Regions from separate parts of the Mus musculus genome. Here region 2 is linked to region 1. A link is a loop called in an ENCODE intact Hi-C map of the cell type or tissue named here. Cell type or tissue: gastrocnemius. All regions are shown on one strand.

Region 1 (2,500 bases):
GAGACCACCTGGCCTAAGCCCTCAAACGACCCCAGCCACCAGGTCACAGAGAAATACTTCAAAAGCCCTCGAGAGGTCTCGATCCAGAGAGAAAACTTGCTTCCGAGGACTACACCTTAGCTTCTCCGTGAGGAGCACAGCACAGGAAAAACCCGCCAAACGCTTTGCCTAGCGCGCGCTTGCGCGAGGTTCTGCTCGGGCCCCGCCCTCCCCGCGCACGCGCCGGTCCTCCCACTGCAGCTGCGCAGAACGCGCCTCTGCGCGTCACTCCGCGCGGAAATTGAGAATCGAGACCCCGTACTGTGGCTGTTTCAGGAGTCGCCTGTTCTGCTAAGCTCTGCGATGCTTGTTTGTCCCTTTTTTTTTACCCTTGGCCAGGAGGCGCTGTTTGTCTGTATCTTGCAGTGACTGACACGTGTGTCCAGCACGGCCCTGGAAGGGCACGTTAGCTCCTTCCTCCCCCACCTCAGCATCTCCATCCTGCTCTGCCTTGGTTCGTCCTGATCTAACGCTTTCGTAGGGAATGTGGTTATTATAGCTGTTATGATTGTCAGTCACGGGGATAGCGGGAGGGCAGGTCACTGAAGGGGGAGTGGTTAGAGAGTAAAACAAGGAGTGCATTCTCTTCTTGATGTATTTACCAAATTTTCGAACCAAAATCTCCATTGATTTGGCTTAGGTCAATTGATCTGTGACACCCTAAGAATGGAATGGAAGACTGGCAGAGCCTTTAAGAAAAAACGGTTTGAAGCTAGGCCTGGTAGCACACACCTGTAATCTCAGCACTTGGAGGCTGAGGCAGGTCTCTGCAAGTTCCAGCCAAGGCTATACAGAGAGACCCTAACAAGCAAGCAAGAAACACCAAACAGGACTGCAGAGATGGTTTAGCAGTTACGCTTACTGATCTCACAAAGGACTTGGGTTTGGTTCCAGCACTAGTGTGGTGGCTCACAGCTGCCTCTAACTCCAGTTTCAGGGGACCTGAGACCTCCTGACCTCCACAGGCTCCTACAATCACATGGTGCACATACATACACTCAGGTACTCACAAACACCCATTTAAAACCATGCCGCTAGCCCCAGCACTAAGGAAGCAGAAGCAGGAAGATTACTGAGTTTAAGGCCAGCCTGGTCTACAGAATGGCACCCAGAACAGCAGGGCCACACTGAGAAACCCTGTCTCAAAACAAAAACAAAGTGTGTCTGTGTGTTTAAAGGCTGATTGAACTTCAACTTTCTCAGTGAACATCGTGGCTCAAAGCTTCAATCTCAATATTTGGGAGGCTGAGGTGAGATATTAACACGAGACTGCAGCCGACTAGGCCCACATTTTAAGTCTGTCCAACAGAAAAACAAAACAAAACAAAACTTTACTGGGTTTTCACACTAGTAGCAGGAAGCACTGGGCTGGGCTGCAGGAATTTAGCCACCAGGTGGCAGCAAGGTCACACAACACTACGATTTAGTCCCTCAGTGCTGCCACACATCATTAACATCTGAGGCTTATGGCCTTTCTGATAAAGAGAGGTAAGATTTAAATACAGCCTCACAAACCTTGAACCAATTATCACCCATTTCTAGAGATTAGGGGTGTAGCACACCTGGCAGAGTGCTTGCCTGGCGTATCTAAACCTTGGGTGTGACCCTCAGAATCTGATGGCCATTGGCACATTTGTAATCCCAGTACTTGGGAATGAAGGACCAGAAGTTACCCTTAGCTACATCAGAAGTTCAAGGCCAGCCTGCTACAGGAGACCCTGCCTCAAATGAATGCATAAATAAAGCAAAGCCATCTTTCTTTCTTTCTTTCTTTCTTTCTTTCTTTCTTTCTTTCTAGATTTCTTTATTATTATGTCTAAGTGCACTGTAGCTTTCTTCAGACACCCAGAAAATGCTGTCAGATCTCATTACAAGATGGTTGTGAGCCACCATGTGGTTGCTGGGATTTGAACTCTGGACCTTTGGAAGAATAGTCAGTGCTCTTAACCACTGAGCCACCTCTCCAGCCCCCAAAGTAATCTTTTGACTATTTTATTATTTTGTGCGTATGAATGTTTTGACTTCAGGTATGTCTGATGCTGAGGAGGCCAGAAGAGGGCATCAGATTTCCTGGAACTGGACTTAGAGATTAAATTGTTAGCCACCATGTGGGTTCTAGAAATTGAACCCAGATCCTTTGCAAAAGCAGTAAGTCTCTTAAATGTCAAACATCTCTGTAGCCCCCGCCCCAAAGTATTGTTGTTGCTGAGATTAAAGTTGAGCAACACCACACACATCCCATCCAGCCAAAGTAGTCTTTCTCTCTTTCTTTCTTTTTTCTTCTTTTGGTTTTTTTCAAGACAGGGTTTCTCTGTGTAGCTCTGGCTGTCCTGGAACTCACTCTGTAGACCAGGCTGGTTTCAAACTCAGAAATCCACCTGCCTCTGGCTCCCAAGAGCTGGAATTAAAGGTGTGCGCCACCACTGCCTGGCAGTAGTGTTTCTTAAGGTAACCCTTAGAG
Region 2 (2,500 bases), 56 kb after region 1:
TTCATGGTGAGGGAAGTACTGGGATGAAAAGGGTGAGAGGAAGGGATTGCCAAGGACCTTGAGAAAACTTTTTTTTTTTGGCAGGGGGTGGTGGGTGGTGGTAGTGGTGACCTCTTTATTCTTCTGACTATAAAGGTTTCATGGATATATGACATATTGAAACAAGATACTCATTTTGAAGCCGGGCGTGGTGGCGCACGCCTTTAATCCCAGCACTCTGGAGCCAGAGGCAGGTGGATTTCTGAGTTCGAGAGGCCAGCCTGGTCTACAAAGTGAGCTCCAAGACAGCCAGGGCTATACAGAGAAACCCTGTCTCAAAAAACAAACAAACAAAAAAAAAAAAAAAAAAGATACTCATTTTAAATATGTAATCTGTTTAGACCTCACTAAAGCTGTTAAAGCCACAGGAACTTACTGGCAGATGGGGGAGGGGTTCTTGGGAAATGGGGATATATCAAATGCAACTCTAGCCCCTGAGTGGGCTAATGAGATGAGGCTGGGTTGAATTGGCTATTTTATTGGTCGGTTCTTTTACCTACCACCCTCTGCACCCCAATCCCATCTGCCCCCCAACACTAGGTAAGAGAGAAAGAAAGCGAGAGGGGCAAGGGGCATTGATATTGTTAGGCTACTTCCTGCTGACTGCTGACTGAGAGTGGCAAGTTCCTTGATAACCAGTTTCTTCTTGTGTGTTTGCTTATGACCACTTCAAACCCCAGCAGCAGGGGGAGCAGCAGCCTCCCCCTCTCTTGGCGCTCTGGCCTTTATATAGCTCTCTTAAGAGTCCCCAGAATTCCAAAGGTAAACTATCTTCAGCTAGCAGAACCACACCCCTGCCAGAGGTCCCCCTGTTTCATCCTTAGCTTTCAGAGTTAGTGTAGAACACACAGGTTAAAGGTTCCTTCACAGGTGACTCTTTTACTCTCAGCTGTCATCCACAAGCAGGATGGCCAAGTGACAACTCTCTGTCTTAAACAGACTGTTTCTGTCAAGTTGATACAAACCTAGACAACTGGGAAGAGAGAATCTTAACTAAGAAAACACTCGGTGAGACGGTGAGACGCTCCTGCAGGGCCTGGGGAGGCTGGAGGGAGAGCAGGGAGGGGAAACTGCAGTCGGGATGCGCTGTATGGGAGAAAAATAAATAAAAATATTTTAAAAAAGACTGTCCTGTGGACAAGTCCGTGGGATCTTGTCTTGATTAATGGTTGATGTGGGAGGGTTCAGCTCACTGTGGACATGTGGGGACCAGAGGTTGACATCAAGAATCACTCTAAATCCAGCTTCCCTGCTGAGGCAGGGTGGCAGTCAAACCCAGTGCTCACCAAACGGCTGGCTAGTCTCCTTAGGCAGTTTGCTTTGGGGATCCCATCTCTGCCTTCCGAAACTGGAATCGTAGGCAAGCTACCATGCCCGATCACCATGCCTGATCACTGAGAATTTAAACACTGGTCTTCTCAATTTCTGGGCAAGTGCACTTTAACTACTAAGTCATCTCTCAAGTCCCAAGATGGGCTTTTCTAAAACGAGCAGCCCCGGCCCTGTAACCTCATTAGTGTGAATCCCACATGCTTGCCTTGTGAATAATCCAAGGACTTCTTTGAGAGACAAATTCTATCACACAGAAAATTGTGTGTATTTTAGGAGCTGTGTGTTAGGGACAAAATCAGAGGTCAACATTTGTATACTATATTCATACATATATGAATATCTGATACACACACATATATGTCTGTTTATATTTAGGTTTTCTTTTTCTAGAGGATATCATAAGAAATTCACGAGGGACCACTGAGGTGACGCATTGAGTAAATTGCTGTTGTGTTTGAGATCTGGAGCCAACAGTGGGGGGAGAGAAACTAGTCCTGAAAGTTACTGTCTGATCTACACACAGACACACACACACACACACAGCCACACAAACACACACAGTCATACACACACACACACAGCCATACACACACATACAACCATATACACACACAGAGCCATACACACACACAACCACACAACCACACACAGTCATAGACACACACACAGCCACACAAACACACACAGCCATACACACACATACAACCATACACACACACACAGAGCCATACACACACACAACCACACAACCACACACAGTCATAGACACACACACAACCACACACAGTCATACACACACACAGAGCCACACAAACACACACAGTCATACACACACACCCATACACACACACAAACACACAAACACACATAGTCATACACACACACAGCCATACACACACACATAGCCATACACACACACACAGCCATACACACACACACACACAGCCATACACACAAACACACCTGTAATCTCAGCACTTGGGAAGCTGCAGCAGAAGGATTGATGTAAATTTAAGGCTGGCCTGGGCTACATAGTGAGTTTTAGGCAAGTGTGAGTCTTGTCTCAAAACAAAAGAGGAAGAAAGGGAGGGAGGGAGGGAGTTCGGAGAGAGGGTAGGGAAGGGAAGAA

Evidence for each region. Hi-C counts contacts between places; a loop is a spot of excess contacts. Peaks named below come from ENCODE experiments on the same cell type or tissue, not always from the same donor. Only the 100,000 strongest peaks of a DNase experiment are listed, where the experiment ranks them.
Region 2: it touches region 1 in a loop (6-fold over the local background); 30 of 42 quality-filtered maps call a loop at or near these places.

The regions. Positions count from the first base shown.
Region 1 is chr19:5,964,010-5,966,509 of GRCm38, forward strand. It overlaps Pola2 (polymerase (DNA directed), alpha 2), which reads right to left and starts at 197. Exons shown (of 18, transcript NM_008893.3): 1 at 1-197. In gastrocnemius, a CTCF peak has its summit at 1,410 (motif pointing right); DNase peaks (open chromatin) are centred at 222 and 1,437; H3K4me3 peaks cover 838 bases; H3K27ac peaks cover 1,404 bases.
Region 2 is chr19:6,019,763-6,022,262 of GRCm38, forward strand. No RefSeq gene overlaps it. Among named protein-coding and RNA genes, the nearest start is that of Capn1, 5.8 kb to the left of the region's middle. In gastrocnemius, no CTCF peak of the experiment used is centred here; no DNase peak of the experiment used is centred here.